Linked DNA regions of Homo sapiens: region 1 is linked to region 2. Evidence: chromatin loops called from intact Hi-C (ENCODE). Cell type or tissue: PC-3. All regions are shown on one strand. Links, peaks and the distances in the headings refer to the core of each region. The heading gives the core; the rest is flanking DNA.

Evidence for each region. A loop is a pair of places that touch in the nucleus more often than their neighbours do. Peaks named below come from ENCODE experiments on the same cell type or tissue, not always from the same donor. Only the 100,000 strongest peaks of a DNase experiment are listed, where the experiment ranks them.
Region 1: a loop joins it to region 2, with 2.1 times the contacts of the local background. A loop is called at or near these places in 2 of 110 quality-filtered maps.

Annotation. Positions count from the first base shown.
Region 1 is chr12:84,133,249-84,142,995 of GRCh38, forward strand. The region is part of intron 1 of LOC107984536 (a long non-coding RNA gene); the gene reads right to left. Among named protein-coding and RNA genes, the nearest start is that of SLC6A15, 770 kb to the right of the region's middle. In PC-3, for the core only: no CTCF peak of the experiment used is centred there; DNase peaks (open chromatin) are centred at 1,753, 3,713 and 4,053; H3K4me3 peaks cover 509 bases; H3K27ac peaks cover 2,820 bases.
Region 2 is chr12:84,378,217-84,388,082 of GRCh38, forward strand. No RefSeq gene overlaps it. Among named protein-coding and RNA genes, the nearest start is that of SLC6A15, 530 kb to the right of the region's middle. In PC-3, for the core only: no CTCF peak of the experiment used is centred there; a DNase peak (open chromatin) is centred at 4,475; H3K27ac peaks cover 541 bases.

The DNA.
Region 1 (9,747 bases), core at 1-8,000, 250 kb before region 2:
GAAAGGGAGAAATAATATAAATGATAACTAGAGAGCAGAAAAGGAAGATTTCAAAGAAGGAGATACAATTGACTGAGAATTAAGACCACCTGTATCAACATGACTTAACCATTTATTCCAGGAAATTCATTACAAGGAAAGTAATGCTCTAAACCAATAATTACCTTAACCATTTGCCTCTTTGCATCAGGAAATCCTTACAAACAAATGTATTTGATCAGTTTTCTAATGTGGGCAAACCCCTCTTCCATTTAGATAACATCTTTCTTATGTTGGCAAACGTCTTGCTTTATTATTGCCCCATGAAGTCCCCTGATCTTAAAATATAAAATGAATTTTGCCCAATTTCAACCAGTTCAAGAACTTTCAAAAAATAGTGCATATTTAGCCAGTTCTAGAATGATTAATTAAAATGCAAGTTTGCAAAGTATAACAGTAGAAAAGATGAGAGTTCTGTTTTATTTACACTTGGCATAAATATCTTTCCACTATGCTATATGTTATATGTGCTATATGCTAAATGCGAGGTGGTAGGGAGAAAAGTTCAAGGCACACCACAGACACACACACACACAATCCCTCATTTTATAAAGGATTATAACCATGTTAAATTTCTACACTTTAGGTCACACCTTTCTTACTACGTGCATTTTGCCCTTTCACAATTCAGTCGGCCCCTGACTTAAGATGCATTTACTTACAATCTTTTTTCCTTATGCTGGTGCAAAAGGAATACATATTCAGTAGGCTCCTTAATATACAATCAAATTACATGAGGATGTACCTATCATAAATTTAAAATATGGTAACTGGCTTTGACAATATTTTCAACTTACAATGGATTTATTGATTGTAACCCCATCATACATCAGGGAGCATCTGAAGAAGCCACCTAACCCCACTTGAGCCTAGACCCCAGACTCTATACATCTCTTTCCCTAACTTCTGAGACATTATGAAAATTCTTTTAAGATGGCATTCTTCCTCGTTGCAATAAGTTTAATAAAACTCAACTCGATAAAAATATTTTCTGGTGATCTTTGTGGAAGAATTAACAATCTAGGTCACGTTTCTTGATATCTTGGACATTATAGGTGCAGAGGAAGAAAGAAAGAAGAAATGATGTATATAAATGAAAAGAAAAAAGAGAAGTAAAATATACGCTATTTTTAAATTTTTTTTAGCTCAGACAGGGAGTGATAATTGGTGATCTCAAGTAAGACAGAGGGGAAACCTGCAGAAGAAAAATTGTGAGTTGACCTATCAACTAGTTCAATATAAAATTAATTAATTATTTGTGTGTTAAGTACCTGATAACTTTTTTCACTGTGTGACATTTCATGTACTCTGTCTATAATATAGTACACTAACAATGTCAACTTTACTATATTATTATTGAGCCAGTTTATGGGATTTGGTTTGTTTATTCTACTTGCAACTATTTCTATCCCAACTATTTTTTTCTCCAGCTAAACATAAAGATATTTACCGAAAAAACTATGTCTTTCTTTTTATTTACATTATTTAAGCTACAGTATTATTTATTATATGTTAAAATTGTTTCATGAAGCATATCAAGGACATTACTTATATTACATAATTTAATCATCAAAAACTAAGCAATGGGGTAAGTACCATTATTTTGCCTTTTTTTCATGTGAGAAAGTGGGAAGTATTAGGTTAATTTAACTTAACATCATAGAGATAGAATGTGGAACAAAAAGAACTGAACCCAGGCTGTGTGAGTCAGAATGCATATGCTTAACCTCTATGTCATACTTCAAATTACTAATAGAAATAACCTGTATACACATCTCTAGGAATATCAAGGCAAACACTACATAATATAGCATAATGGAAAGATATCATGCCAAGTGTAAATAAAACAGAGCTCTCATCCTTTCTTCTGTTATACTTTTTGCAAACTTGCATTTTAATTAACCCTTTGGAATTGGCTAAATAGGCACTATTTTTTGAAAGTCCTTGAATAATTTTATGAAAATCCAGACGTTTAAAGTAATCTTGATTCCGCAATTTATACACTACAGTTTTTGTTTTTTATATCTGGAAATTAGGTGTTAAAAGTAGAAAAACTTGTTTGATATTATGCTACATAATTTTTAAACCACAACATTTCCTTATTTAAACATAATTCTTTTTGAACTTTTATTTTAGATTCAAGGAGTACATATGCAGTTTGTTACACACACACACAAAAAAAAACCACAAAAACATAAATTAATAGACCAGTCGACTTTACAATGATTCAGTGAGGACATTGTAGGTGAGTAGGAAGAGTTCAGTTGCTAGTCCAGTTTCTGATTTATCCTATTAATATTCTCCACTTTTATTTTTATATTTTATAAAATGATTTTTAAGTGTCCTTAATCCTTTAATTCTGGGCACAGGAGGTCCAGAAATCCTTTCAAAGATTGCACGTGTGACAAACATAAGCTTTAATTTTAGATTGTAAAGCATTTTTGGAATTACTTAAACATTCCATTTAAAACCACCTAGTAGCCCATATTGAGTTAGTATTCTCTCCTCTGTAACAACTCAATTCCAACTGTTTAAGATTAACTCACATGTCATGAAATCTCAATGACTATTCTTTAACATTTAAGGTTTGCAAGACTGAATATTAACATATGTGCTTGCATTTGTACTATTATTTTACTATCATCTATAGTCTGGAGTTTAGTATTAAATGTAAGATAGAAGAAAGAAATACACATGATTTAAGGGCTTTTCATGCATAAGTATATGTATTAAAATGTATAGGCATTATTTTCCAGTTTGGTAAAAGGAATACTTTTTAAAAAGCTGATTAGACAATTTTATATTTATACTCACTAAAAGAAAATTATGCCTCAGGCATGGTTATATCAGTGAACTTACTATGAGAATAAATGAATTGAAGAAAATGAAAACCACCTATTTGCCTGCTGTAAATAAAGTGTTGTTTCATGTAAACCCATCAACTACAGCAGTTTACAACAGCTACCTAGATTTGTAGAGGCTAGACATATATAGGCTTTTGAGGATAACAATACATTTTAAAAAGATGGCACACATGTGATAAAGAATAGGTTGTCATAAATATGCTATAAAGCTATATCTCTTTTTTCACATCTGCCAGTTCCTTCTAGCCTTTCTCCACTTTCTTATTCTATAGATTTTTTTCAGTATCAGATATTTCCTCAATTTATTAATTAGTTATTTACAATAAGTGTGACCTAAAATGAAATTGTTTTCTGAGAGATTATGTCCCAACTGTTATTATTTACACAAACAACTATTCAGTCTAGCTTGCAGCTTCTAAATGGATTAAAATAATTTAACTAATTTAAATTTGATTAGAAAAATGACTAATTTCTTTTAGTACTGGATTTTGAAGTTTTAAAATAATTTCAATAATTATTTCATTCTGATTTTTTGAAGATAATTTTTTTCTCATATGCATCTCCTGTGACACCTTCCACAGATTTTTTTCATGACATAATTTAATATATTACACTTTTAGATACGTTACATTTGGAGCCTCAGCTATAAAATGTTTAGCCGTGTATATTCTTGAAAGTCATCAGCTGCTCAAATGTTCTAGCCATTTTAAAGAGGTAACACTTGTCTGAGTCATCATTATCAGGTATCCAAAGAATGATGATGAGGATATTGGTATGACTGTGCATCTGAAATGCGATTAGTACAACCAAGACAAAAAGCATACGCAAAACTCCAGAGTTTCTTTAGCCCTTTAGTAATGCTTCCCTTGCACTCTCTTTATCTCACCAGCCACACCCTTCCCCTTTCCTAGCAGACACTGATCTGTTTTCTGTCAGTAAATATTCGTTTGCGTCTGTGGAGGTTTGAACAGATAATGTACTCTCTTTTGTGACTGGCTTCTTTCACTCAACATAATTATTTTGAAATTAAATCTTATTGTAGCATATATCATTCCTTATTATAGCCAAGTAGTATTCCATTGCATGACTATATCATAGTTTGCTGATGATTCACCCATTGATGAGCACACAGCTTGCTTTTACTTTTTGCTATTGCAAATAAATCTTCTATGAGCAATTGTCTACAGATCTTTGTATGAACATATGTATTCCTTTTGATTGGGTAAATACCTAAGAATACAACGGCTGGGTCAAATGGTAACTGCATGTTTGAACTTTTTAAGAAGCTGCCAAACCATATGCAAAAGTGAATATTTCAATCAGCAGTTCAAATTCCTCTATATACACAATTAAATTTAAGTTCAATATTTTTAATTTTAGTTATTCAAATAGATGTGTAGTGGTGTATCATGCAATTTGAGTTGACATTTTTCTAATGACAAATGATATCAAACATCTTTTCTTGTGTATATTCATATACCTCCTTTTGTCCTTTAAGTGACTTCAAATGTTTAGCATTTTTTCTGCGTTGTTTTCTTATCATTGAATTTTGAGGGTTCTTTATATATTTGAATAAAAGTAATTTGTATGACATGTGCCTTAAAATATTGTATCCAGTCTGTGGCAGAAAATCACTTGATAAATGCAACATTTGTTCAGGCTAATAAATTTCAGCAAACTAGAATAGAAGGTTCTTCCTCAATCCTAAAAAATAGCATCTAAAAAGAAACCTAGAAATAACATCATATTATCGACAAAATATTGAGATCTTTTTCTCTAAGATCAGGAACAATATAGGGAGGTCTATTGTCATCACTTCTATTCAACATTCTTCAGAGATTCCATGTAATGCAATAAGGCAAAAAAATTAAAAATAAAAACCTTCATACTGAAAAGGAAGTGTAAAACCATGTTTATTTATGGAAGACATGGACATCTATGTAGAAAAGCATATGGAATCTCCATGAAAACTTTTATGGGCCAAATGGATCACTGATTAAGGATACAGGCTATAAATATTAATTCACAAAAAATCAATTAAATTTCTTTATATTTGCAATAAACACTTGGAAATTGAAATTAAAATTCTACACTTTGAGAGGTCAAGATGGGAGAGTTGCTTGAGGCCAGGAGTTTGAGTACAGGAGTTCAAGGTCAGCCAGGGCAATATAACAAGATCCTGTCCCTACAAAATTTTTAAAATTTAGCCAAGTGTGGTGATGCATGCCTGTAGTTCCAGCTACTCAGGAAGCTGAGGCAGAAGAATCACTTGAGCTCAGGAGGTCAAGTCTCCTGTGAGCCATGATTGTGCCATTGAACTTCAACATGGGCAACAGAGTGAGACCCTGTCTCAAAAAAAGTAAAATTCCATACTATTTTCCAAAGCATCATAGTATTAATTACTTAGCGATAAATCTGAATAAGACATGCAAAACCTATACACTGAAAAATGAGAAACATTGTTGAAAGGGATTTTTTAAAGCCTAAGTAATGGAAAAATATACTGTGATCATGAACTGGAAGATGCAATATTTTTAGGATACCGTTTCTCTCAAATTTGATCTCTAGATTCAAGACAAAAACAATCAAAATCCCCGAAGGTATTTTTTTTCTGAAATTTAAACTGATTTAAAATGCACATGGAAATTCAAAATGCCCATAAACTCAGTTGTTAAAAAAGAAGGACAAAGTTGGAGGCCATATACTACTTCATTTCAAGACTCATTATAAATCTGCAGTAACCCAGTCTATGTGGTATTGGCATCAAAAAAAACAAACAGATGAATGGGACAGAATAAGGAGTTTAAAAATAGTTCCAAATGGTTTTCTGAACAGCGTAAAGGCAATTCTTGAAGAAAGAGTAGTCTTCAAAAACTGTTGCTAGGAAAACTGCTTATTCATATTAAATATAAAATCTATTTATACCTTATACCACATAAAAATCAAATCAAAATTAATAATTTAATGGAAAACCTACAGCTATGAAACTTCTAGAAGAAAGCATATAACAATTTTTTTGTGAAATTGAGTTAGGCAAAGACTTCTTAGACATAATAACAAAATTATATCATATTATCAAAAATAATTAAGCTTAGGCTACTCCAAAATTAAAATTTTCTACTCTCCCAAAGTAACTCTTAAGAGAATAAAAAGACAAGGCATAAATTGAAAGAATATATTTATAAATCAAATATTTGGAAAAAGATTATACTGAGAATATATAAAGAACTCTAAAACTAAAACCTCAAAAACTAGGAAATGACACATTTGAAACATTTTAGCAAATCATTTGAACAGATATTCAAGTTATTTTTGAACATATATATCAAATTATTTTTGAACATATATATCGCATACATATATAGCAAATGAAAACATGTTCAACATCATTACTCATTAGGTAAATAAAACTTTAAACCAAAATAAGTTACCACTATATACTTATTGAAATAACTAAAATTAAAGTGATTGATTATACCAAATATTGTCAAAAGTAGAGCAATGAAACTCTCATAGACTGTTGGCGAAAATGTGAAATGGTACAACTATGTTGGAAAACAGTTTGTCAGTTTCTTAGAAATTTAAATACACACCCATTATGTGACCCAGCTGTCCAGCTCTCAGAGAAGAAGAGTAGAAATATTGGAAGAGAAATGTAAACATCCGTTCATACAAAAGTTGTACATGAATATTCAAAACATTTTGATCTGTTTAACAGGCAAAATTGGGGCCATCTCAAATTTCTGTCAGCAGTGGGATGGGTGATGAACAAAATCTTTGGCAATTCCATACGTGGAACATTATTCAGGAATAAAATTGAATAAACTATTTCCATATACAACATCAAGGATGAATCTCAAAGTAATAGTGCTAAGTGAAATAAATAGGAACATTGATTTTATGTGTTCACATGTCAACTGTACCTCACAAAATCTATTTTTAAAATCCATCCAATATTGCTTTTTCCAAGATTCTGATACAATATCCACAAACTAGGAATAACCCAAACTGGAGTATATGGATAACTTACTGAGGGGGTGATAGTTAAGGCACAGCTCAGATGAAAATAAGGAATGATTCTGGAATTTTGACTTGGAGAGCATTCCAGTCAGAGAGAAAATCCAATCAATGGTATTCAGTTATGAAATAACTTGGGATATTTGAAGGAAAACAGAATCCAATCTGGCCAGAACAGCTCTGACATTCAGACAGAGTGTTGGAAAATCAGGTGAGAGAAAATCAGGACACATGGTCATTCCAACAAACCTAATGAAGAGGTTACAGTTCATTCTCTAATGATTAGCAAACCACTGAAGAGGTGAGAGCAAGGAAGTGGCATGATCAAATTTATGTTTGAAACTGAAATCTGGCTGCACTATAGGGAGTATATTCTGAGATCACGCCAGATTTATAAGACTATCACAGAGTTAAAATGAATCTGGACTTAGCAAGAAATAGTTGACGTTGTAACAAGTGTAATGTCAGCATATCTTCTTGTAATAAAGGCAATAAGATTTTTGGTCAATAAGATGCAGTGTATGAAAATACAGGTCACTAATGATATCAAGGTCTCTTGGACTGAGCAACTGAGTAAATGACACTACTATTTTCTGAGATGCAAATCATTAGGAAAGAAGAAAGTTTGGAAGGTATTTAACAAAAACAAAACAAAACAAAAACCCTGCAAGCATTTCATTGTAGACCTCAGGGTGAAAACGCAGCATCACCAGTTAGTATATGAGTTTAGAGTTCAGAAAAGAAGTTGGGGTTGGGATTCATCCCCAATGGTATTTGAAACCAGATTCAAAAAGAAGAATAGGAAACAAGTAAGCCTAGGGAAGATGATAGGTCTTAGTTTTGAGCCCTAGAACAATACATGATTTATTAAGATCAGACAGAAGAAATGAATCCATCAAAGGATGCTAAGAATGGGAAGAAGTTAAGGAAGAAATCTATACAAAAATATAATACCAAAAGCAAAGTTAAGGAATTATTAAGAAAAAAAGAAATATCAATGGAGGCAAATGCACATATCCACTTTAGGTTTATCTGGAAATGGATCCTCCCATTTAAGATACTGTTATCAAAACACACATAAGAATAAACATCAAATTAAATAAATAATAATTAGATACATAGGCATGTGTGGCTTATTTCTATCCACTTTGGAGCCAATCTAATGTATTGAATTTGGGTTTTTGCCCCAACCCAGATCTGCTCAGCAATGCCACATTCTCTCCTCTCTCCACAAACTCCCTACTTGTCTGTCCAAGACAGCTTATTTTTCTAGCTGAATGGGACAGCCTAATCCTAGAACAGGAAGCCTCCTATGAACAGGAATGAAACCAAATCCTAGAACAGGAAGTCTCCTATGAACAATCTAGGCTGCTTCCATTGCCACCAAAACAAAACAGAAAAAGTCCCCACACAAAGCCCCAATTAATAAGAAGAAACTTCTCTGCTGGCATATGGGCATTGGACCTGTAGAACTGTGTCTTCCCCATGGCTTGTCAGGAAAGACTGCACAAACTTGAAATGCATAGGAATTGATGCCACATAAGGGAAGATTTTGCTCAAGGAAAGACAGAGATGGGAAAGAGTTGGTAGTTTAAATTACATAACTTTTCTCCTTCTCCATACCGCAGGCTATTTGAGCTATAGTTGTAGCTCTGACAGGACTGATAAGTATGTTCTTTGTGATACGGTGGCCAGCCAAGAAGTGCAGTCCTTTGTACTTGCTCTCCATTTTTTGGAATCTCCATTCCTTGTTCCCTTCACGTCTCTTCAGTTTTGCTACCCATCTCCACAAGTGATACTATTTAAGTTTTTGCCTTAACCTCTTGTATTCTTGATAACCTAAGCTAAGAGACCTGAGAGAAAATAGTGATTTTTTTTCCTTTGCCCCATCATCTGTATGCCACCAAAATGCAATATTAAAATATCACCTGAGCTTACTCGTGTCTGAGATACTAGAAACTCCCACATACTACTTCTCCTTCATTTTTGTTAGGTCAATGTAAACAGTAAATTTTGTGGTTGTATATCCTCCTTGTTAGGCTACCTCTGGTCCAGAACAGCTACTTAAAAGAAAAACCCACACATCAAAAAGCTTGAACTGAAAAAGCACTTTTCCCTGCTGCATGGATAAGAGATTAGCAAAATCTGGGAAGCCTCATACTTTGATTATTCTCCTTGTCCTAATCATTGCAGAGAATGTACCGTCTTAGTTCTGAAGCCTCCGTAGTATACTTTGTGACTAGACATCCCTATAAAAACTGGCCTCACTTGCCTAAGAAATGTATATGAGTCTTATTCCAGATATATGTTTACCATTTCTGGTCATTCTTTTCACTTTGTCCTCCCTTTGCCTTATGAATTCTCATACCTTCCACTTAAAACTATGAACTTATGCCTAAACCCCAGGGGATGTCATACATATTAAATTGTATGGACATGAGTGTAAAACTAAGCATTAATCTTGAGTTATTTCTGTAAAATAGAGAAAATGGACTCATTTTGAGGGCACAGATATAGTTTTAACACTATTATCTCCTTTAAGACACATAGGACAATATTAATATAATAAAATAACTTTGCTATTTTTATCATAACATGTACAATCAATAAAGGGTCAAATTTTATTTTCTAAGCCATACCTTAGACTTGCTCTGCCTTAAAAGAACCTTGAGTTTCAGGGAGCATGACTGTGTCACAGCTCTAGGAAATTTTATATTAGGGTTTATGACACAGCATAATGAGAAAAGCATAAAGACTATTTCAGGTATATTAAAATCATTCCAGCATGGTTCATGACACTATTTCAATCTGCGTGATTTATTCAAAG
Region 2 (9,866 bases), core at 568-8,567:
TCTACATTTAACAATTAAAAGCCATATTGTTAAATGCCATAAAACATTGTATCAAACTTAATACTACTTCACAATATTTTTAAAAAAGCAACAGACAATAAAGATCTAAAAGAAATGCTGGTGTTCTAATCAAATGATCTGCCAAAACTCTACAGCAAAAGCTATTCCTTTTTTAACATCTGAAAAGATAGCAAAATACTCTGCAGCACACTGGAACAGGAAGAGTAAACTTATCTAGGACTAACTGGACCAGATAATTTGTAGCCAATTATCATGCTAGAAGGTAAATCAGTGCTTTCTATGTAGGAAAAACATAAATGTGGCAAAACTTCCTAGCATGCCACTTTATGTATAAGACTTGATCTTACCCCCATTCCCTATTACCAAGTTGAGGGACTGGTGATCCTCCAGCTACAGATACCGAGCTGACAGAACAGGACTGAAGCTAAGGGTGAAACACATCATATTTCTACTTTGTCCTAGTCTCTGATAACATTAGAGAATGAACTCCTGCTTCTCTAAGTATGTATTCTTGAAGACTCACAGTTCAAGGATCACAGTTCCTCTCCTTCTTTTTCAGTCTGACATTATTCTGACAGATTGCCCAGTATTGGTACCAGAGTGAAACAGGCAAATAAACCTTTATATCTGTTACCATGCAATTTCTAACAATACACGCTTTTCTAGCAGGCCCTGTGTGCCTGTCCATATTCCACTGTTCCACAACTCTCTCATTTAAGTATTATAACAGCATAGCCTATAGAGTGAGACAAGAAAAATAAATACATTGTGTAAAGATTGAAAAAAACGAACAAATATCTCATTATTTGCAGGTAATGTGATTGTCTACATAGAAAACCTAAAAGAGTATACAGATTATGGCAGATAAAGTAATGCTCTGCAAGTATTCTATCTGTTCCCCCACAGGCTCTGTTACACGTAGTTAGTCAGGGTCATGTGACTAGCTCTGGTCAGCAATATATGAATGTATATGTAAGTTCTGAGCTGAGGTATTGAAACTCTCATGCAAGATCCCTCAGTGTCTATTATGCCCTGTTACTTTGAGAAAATTTACGTTCCAGCGGGCACAGATACTAGGTAACAGTCTTCCATCCCCTCTCAATGTGTCAAGTAGAACCTTCCGCAAAACACAAAACAACAGAAAAGTAGGTGAAGATAATGATAATCTCTGTTATGCAGTAACAAAATAAGGAGTAAAACTGTCAACTGCAATAGGATAATTTGTAGTTCACAAGTTATAGCTAATGGATGTGTGGCTCAAAGGGAAGAAGCTGGACAAGAAATAGTATCTATTGGTAGATATTGGCTGCTCAGAAAACAATTGACTGTAAGAAAAATAAAATGTTTCTATTAATCATTTCACCATAAAATAAATAAATAATAAAGTCTACTGAAAGTAGAATGGATAAATACACTATTGTCTATTCACACAAAGAATATTATGTGGAAATAAAAAATAGAAGAACATCTATACAGACAGAAGAGGAAAGATCTTAGATCTGTAATATACTGAGAGAAGACCATATGGACATTAACTTCAAATACACACAAAAATTAAAGAATACAGTGGTAAATATATGCAAATGAGATAAAGTGTGCACAAATGATATGATAAAGTTTGGCATAGTTATTTAGTGGAAGAGGCAGGATGAGAATATTAAAAAAGAGCACATCAATAGGTGCTAAATATTGAAAATATTCAAATTTATAAGTTAAAAAGTGAGTTCACAAATGTTAATTTTATTATGTTTATTTAATATTATGCTTTATAACATGTGTATTTAAAGGCTTATTACTTTTATAATAAAATATAAATAAAAATGAGAATCACTTCTAAAAATATCAAATGACATTGATATTGTCATGAAGAACATTGACTATCATGTCCATTTGTTATCAAATGAGAAATGTCCCTATTGTATTCTCACATATATAGAAAGGTGATGCAACACTTCTTTGTGCATTTATACATTTCATTATGCATTTATAAATGTACAAATATAGGCTTGAGCAAGTACTCTAGGATTTGCTCTGTAGGACTAAGGTTTCATCCATACAAAGAGAAGTAAAAAAAAATACACCTCTTGTATGGTTATTGTGAAGATTACGCGATGATGCACAGAAAGCACTTACCACATTTCCTGGAATTAATGTTTTCATTGGTGCTTTCGTATTCATTCATACCATGAAAGATTTAAAACATATATGTCCATGAATGACAAAATGTAAACCAAGAGGAAATAGGCAGAAGACTCTTTCAGGACATTTTTCATGACAACTGAAGATAATGAAAATCTTTGTAGGTATGAAGGGAACAGATTATACATTAATGACAGAATATTTTATTATTTTGTAAAAATAAGATTGGATCTATAAATATATTCAAATTATAGATCCAGTCGTTACTGTTATTATTATTATTATTATTTCAATAGTTTGGGGGTAACGGGGTGTTTTATTGCAGGGATAAGTTCTTTAGTGGTGATTTCTGAGTTTTTGGTGCACCCATCACCTGAGCAGTGTACACTGTACCCAATGTGTCATCTTTTATCCCTCACCCCCGACCCACCCTTTCCCAAGAGTCCCCAGAGTCCATTATATATTCTTATTCTTTTGCATCCTCGTGGCTTAGCTCCCATTTGTAAGTGAGGACCTAGGATGTTTGGTGTTCCATGCCTGAGTTACTTCACTTACTATAATGGTCTCCAACTACATTCAGGTGGCTGCTAATGCCATTATTTCATTCCTTTTTATGGCTTAGTTGAATACAACTATATATAGTCTCATATATATGTGTATATATATATATATAACGTTTTCTTTATTCACTTGATTGATGGGCATTTCGGCTGGTTCCATATTTTTGCAATTATGAATGGTAGTACTATAAGTATGTGTGCACAAGTGCCTTTTTCAAATAATGACTTTTTTTTTTTCCTCTGGGTAGATACCCAGTAGTGGGATTTCTGGATCAAATGGTAATTCTACTTTTAGTTCTTTAAGGAGTCTCCATACTGTTTTTCATAGGGGGTTGTACTAGTTTACATTCCTACCAGCAGTGTAAAAGTATTCCCTTTCCACCACATGCATGCCAACATCTATTATTTTTTGTTATTTTTTTTTAAGTGATGGCCATTCTTGCAGGATTAAGGTGGTATTGCATTTTGGTCTTGGTTTGCATTTCCCTGATAATTAGTGATGCTGAGCATTTTTTCATATGTTTGTTTGCTGTATATATATCTTCTTTTAAGAATTGTCTATTCATGCCCTTAGCCCACTTTTTGAATGAATTATTTGTTTTTTTCTTGCTAACTTGTTTGGGTTCCTTGTAGATTCTGGATATTAGTTTTTTTGTCAGATGCATAGTTTGTGAATATTTTCTCTCACTCCGTGGGTGGTCTTTTTTTTGTTTTGTTTTGCTGTGCAGAAGCTTTTCAGTTTAATTAAGTCCAATATGTTTATCTTTGTTTTCGTTGCATTTGCTTTTGGGTTCTTGGTCATAAACTCTAAGCCTAAGCCAATGTCTATAATAGTTTTTTTATGCTATGTTCTAGAATTTTTCTGGTTTTAGGAATTCAATTTAAGTCTTTGATCCATCTCAAGGTGATTTTTGTATAAGGTGAGATAAGGATCCAGTTTCATTCTTCTACATGTGGCTTATCAATTATCCCAGCACCATTTCTTAAATAGGATGTCCTTTCCCCCCCTTATGTTTTTGTTTGCTTTGTCAAAGATCAGTTGGCTATAACTATTTGCATTTATTTTTGGGTTCCGTATTCTGTTCCATTGGTTTATGTGCCTATTTTTATACCAGTACCATGCTCTTTTGATTATAATAGCCATGTAATATAGTTTTAAGTCAGGTAATGTGATGCCTCCATATATATATATATAATAATACTTTAAGTTCTGGGCTACATGTGCAGAATGTGCAGGTTTGTTACATACGTATACATGTGCCATGGTGTTTTGCTGCACCCATTAACTCATTATCTACATTAGGTATTTCTCCTAATGCTATCCCTCCCCTACCCCAACCCCCCGACATGCCCCAGTGTGTGATGTTCTCCTCCCCATGTCCATGTGTTCTCATTGTTCAATTCCCACCTATGAGTGAGAACACGCAGTGTTTGGTCTTTCTGTTCTTGTGTTAATTTGCTGAGAATGATGGTTTCCAGCTACATCCATGTCCCTGCAAAGGACATGAACTCATTCTTTTTTATAGCTGCATAGTATTCCATGGTGTGTATGTGCCACATTTTCTTTATCCAGTCTATCATTGAAGGGCATTTGGGTTGGTTTCAAGTCTTTGCTATTGTGAACAGTGCTGCAATAAACATACGTGTGCATGTGTCTTTATAGAAGAATGATTTATAATCCTTTGGGTATATACCCAGTAATGTGATTACTCAGTCAAATGGTATTTCTGGCTCTAGATCCTTGATGAATCACCACACTGTCTCCCATATTCATACTTTTTGCTTAGCCTTGCTTTGGCTATGTGAACTCTTTTTTCTTTCCATATGAATTTTAGGATTCTTTTTCTAGTTCTGTGAGAAAGATGATGGTATTTCAATGATAATTGTGTTGATTTTTTTAAACTGATTTTGGCATTATGGTCATCTTCACAATATTAATTCTACCCATCCATTAGCACTGATGTGTTTCAATTTGTTTGTGTCACCTATGATTTCTTTCAGCAGTTTTTTGTAGTTTTCCATGTGGAAATATTTCACTTCCTTTGCATTCCTAAATTGTTTTGTTTTTGTTTTTGTTTTTGCAGCTGTTGTAAAAGGGGTTAAGTTCCCAGCTTGGTCACTGTTGGTTTATAGCAGTGCTACTGATTTGTGTACATTGATTTTGCATCCTGAAACTTTACTGAATTTGTTTATTAGATATAGAAGCTTTTTGGATGTATCTTTAGGGTTTTCTAGGTATACAATCACGTCATTGGCAAACAGCAAGTTTGACTTCCTCTTCACTGATTTGGATGCCCTTGATTTCTTTCTCTTGTCTGATGGCTATGGCTAGGATTTTCAGTACTATGGTGAAGTGGTGAAAGTGTGCATCCTTTTCTTGTTCCAGATCTCAGGGGGAATGCTTTCAACATTCCCGCATTCAGTATAATGTTGGCTGTGAGTTTGTCAAAGGTGGTTTTTATTACCTTAAGGGAGGACCCATCTATGCTGATTTTTCTGAGGGTTTTAATCAGAAAGGGATGCTGGATTTTGTCAGATGCTTTTCTGCATCTATTGAGATGATTATATAATTTTTATTTTTAATTCTGTTTAGGTGGTGTTTCACATTTATTAACTTGTGTATGTTAATCCATCCCTGCATCTCTGATATGAAACCTACTTGATCATGGTGGATTTTCTTTTAGATATGATGTTAGATTCCATTAGCTAGTATTTTCTTGAGGAGTTTAGCATCTATGTTCATTAGTGATATTTATCTGTAGTTATCTTTTTTTGGTTAAGTCTTTTCCTGGTTTTGTTATTAGGGTGATACTGGCTTCATATAATGATTTAGGGAAGATTCCCTCTGTCTATCTTTTGAAACACTTTCAGTAGGATTGGTACCAATTCTTTTTTGAATGTCTGATAGAATTCAGCAGTGAATCCATCTGATTCTGGAATTTTTTTATTGGTATTTTTTTATTACTGTTTCAATCGCACTGCTTGTTATTGGTCTGGTCAGAGTTTCTATTCTTTCTGGTTTAATCTAGGAAAGTTGTATATTTCCAGGAACTTATCCATCTCCTCTAGGTTACCTAATTTGTGTGCATGAAGGTGTTTATAGTAGCCCTGAATAATCTTTTTTATTTCTGTGGTATCGATTGTAATATCTCCAGTTTCATTTCTAATTGAGCTTACTTTGATCTTTTATCTTCCTTTCTTGGTTAAACTTGCAATTTTCTATTGATTTTGTTTATCTTTTCAAAGAACCAGCTTTTATTTCATTTATCTTTTGTATTTTGTTTGCTTGTTTGTTTTAATTTTATTTGGTTCTGCTCTGATCTCTGTTATTTCTTTTATTTTGTTGGGTTTGGGTTTAGTTTGGTCTCATTTCTCTATTTCCTTGAGGTGTGAGCTTAGATTGTCCATTTGTGCTCTTTCAGGCTTTTTGATGTTGGCATTTAATACTATGAACATTCCTCTTAGCACCACATTGGCTGTATCTCAGAGGCTTTGATAGATTTTGTCTCTATTATGGTCTAGTTTATGGTCCACTATTATGGACCTTCTTCAAAATTATATTTTTTACAGACAATGTACCTACACTGAGGCATTATTGTCACCGAAAGTTTGTGGTTTAACTTAGAGTTCACTCTTGGTGTTGTACACTCTCAGGGTTTTGACAAATATATAATAACCTGTACCCACTGAGATGATGCCATAGAGAGTAGTTTCACTGCTTTAAAAATCCTCTGTCCTCCACCCTCTCTCCCTCCTCACAAAACCTTGGCAATCACTGATCTTTTTATTATTACCATAGTATTGCCTTTTCCAGAATGTCATACATTTGGAATCATCCAATAAGTATACACACACATACAGCCTTTTCAGGTTGACATTCACTTAGTAATATGCATTTAAGTTTTCTCCCTGTTTTTCCATTTCTTCTTATTTTGTTTTTGACATTGAGTAGTATTCCATTATGTAGGTATGCAGAGTTTATTTGTCCACTCACCTACGGAAAGACATTTTGGTTACTCTGAAGTTTGAACAATCATGAATGAAGCTGCTATAAATCTCTGTGTGCAGATTGTGTGAACAAAATTTTTCAAATCGTTTTGATAAACAGCAAGAAGAATGAATGCTGCATCATATGGCCAGAGAATATTTAGATGTGTAACAAGCTGCCAAACCATCTCCCAAAGTAGCCCTGCCATTTGCAATTAGAAATGATTGAGAGTTCCTTTGCTCCACGTCCTTTCCAGCATTTAGTTTTGTCAGTGTTTTGGATTTCAGCTATTCTAAAAGATGCATAATAGCATCTCGTTGTTTTAATTTGTAGTTCCCTAGGACTGTCAATACAATGTTGAAAAGACGTGATGAGAATAAATAGAATTGCCTTTTTCCTGATCTTACTTGGAAAGCTTTTTCTTTCTTACCATTAAGTATGATGTTAGCTGCAAGTTTTTTTGTAGACATTCTTTATCAAATTGAGGAAGTTTCCCTATATTCCTAGTTTGCTGAGATTATTTATCATGAAACTTTTTCATAAAGTTTTTTCTGTATTTACTTATATGATTATGTGGTGTCTCTACTTTAGCCTGTTGATGTGATTGACTACATTAATTGACTTCAAATATCAAAGCAGACTTTCATACCTTAGATAAATCCCATTTGGTCATGATGTAAGATTTTTTATATGTTGTTTAATTTGATTTGCTAATATTTTATTAAGGCTTATTAGTCCTATGTTTATGAGAGATATTCATTTATAGTTTTCTTCTCTTATAATACTTTTATCTAATTTGGTGTTACAGTGATGCTGGCAACATAAAATGGGGTTAGAAAATATTTCCTCTGCATCTATCTTCTCAAAGAGATTGTAAAAAGTTAATACAATTTCTTCCTTAAATGTTGAGTAGATTCATTAGTAGACTCAACTGGCTCTTGTACTTTCCATTTTGGAAGACTACTAATTATTGATTCAATTTCTTTAATAGAAATAGCTTATTCAAATTGTTTTTTCTCCTGCGAGTTTTGGCAGATTGTGTCTTTTAAGAAATTTTTCTATTTCATTTAGGTTATCAAGTGTGTGGTCATAGATTAGTTCATAGTATTCTTTTACTGTCTTTTTAATGCCTATGAGATTTGTAATGATGTCCTCTCTTTTATTTTTGATCTATTTGTATCTATTCTAGCAATTTGTATCTATTCTATTTTTCCTTAGCCTGATTTATCTATTTTATTTTTTCAGAAACCTATATTTTAGTTTTTTAAACTATTGATTTATTTTTAATTTTATTGATTTTTGCTCTAATATTTATGATTTTTCCTTCTCCTTACTTTAAATTTAATTTAAAGTTATTTTTTGTTTTCTAAGGTAGAGGCTTAGATTAGTGATTTTAACTCTTTTCTCCTTTCTAATATATGCATTCAATGCTATAGATTTCCCTCTAAGCATTGCTTTTGTTCCATTGTGCACATTTTGATAATTTTTGCTTTATTATTTAGTTCAAAATACCTTTAATTTCTTCTTGGATTTTTGTCTTTATCTCATGTATTATTTAAAAATGTATTGTTTAATTTCCACATACTTTGGGATTTTTCATGTATCTTTCTATTATTAATTTCTAGTTCATTCCACTGTGGTCTGAGAGAGGACATTGTATCATTTCTATTCTTTTAAATTTAGTAAGGTATGCTTTATAAAACATAATGTAGTCTGTCTTCGTGAATGTTCTATATGAGCTTGAGAAAAATGCATATTCTACTGTTCTTGAATAAAGTAGTTTTATCAACTACTGCAAGTACTATATGTACTATAATTTCAGTTATATGCAGTTTATTGATATTGCTTCTGAGGTCAGCTCTGTCCTTATTGATTTTTTGTCTGCTAGGTCTGTCATTTTGTGATAGAGGGATATTGAACTCTTCAAGTATAATAATGATTTTTTCTTCTTGCAGTTCTAATAGATTTTGCCTCACATATTTTAAAGTTTTATTGTTAGGTGCATAAACATTAAGGATTGTTATGTCTTTTGGAGAATTAACTCCTTTATCATTATGTAATGCCACTCTTTATCAATGATAAATTTCCTTGCTTTGAAGGCTATTCTGTCTGAAATTAGTACAGTTACTCTGCTTCCTTTTGATTACTATTAGTGTGGTATCTGTTTCTTCATACATTTACTTTTAATCTGTGTCATTTTATACTTAAAATGCATTTCTTATTTTAAAAACGAAGAGTTTACTCTTGCTTTCTGATTTACTCTCAGTGTCTTTTTTTTAATTGGTATACTTAAACTTTTATGGTAATTATTTATATAATTGGATTAATATCTATAATACTTGTTACTGTTTTCTTTTATTGCCTTTTTTCTTTGTTCCTTTTTTGTCTTCCACTCTTTTTCTACGCTTTGTAGTTTTAATTGAATATTTCATATGGTTTATTTTCTCACATTTCTGGACTTTTTAAAACTTTTTTTGACAGTCGTACTTTCTTTCACCTTTTTATGGTTGCCTTACAATTTGCAATACATATTTGGAATAATCCAAATCCACTTTTCAATAACACTACACCGCTTTGCAGGTTGGGGAAGTACTGCATAATGATAAAATAATAATAATATATTAATCCTATCCTTTGTATAATTGCTGTAATTTTTCCACATATATATAATATGTACATACTTATATAATATATAATCAAATATATTATTGCTATTCTTAATTTTGAACAAATCGTGCTAGATCAATAAAGAAGAAGAAAAATAAAAGCTTTTGTTTTATTTTAACTTATGTTTCTACATCATTTTTTAATGTTTATCAGAGTTTATAAACTATTTTATTTTCCTTCTTTAAGAAGAACTTCTTTTAACATTTCTTGCAATGAAAGTCTGTGGCTAGAAATTTTCTCAATTTTTGTTGAAATAAGAAAGTCTATTTCCTCTTCACTTTTTAAGAATAATTTCACATGGTATGGAATTCCAGATTAGAGGTCATTGTTTATGTTTTCTCACAACCCTTAAATATTACACTTCGATCCCTTGCTGGAATAGTTTCTGATGAGAAGCAATTGTAATGCTTATCTTTACACCTCTATTTGTTGTTTTTTTCTTTTTCTTATGGCTTCTTTCAAGATGTTTTCCTTATTTTTCATTTGCTGCA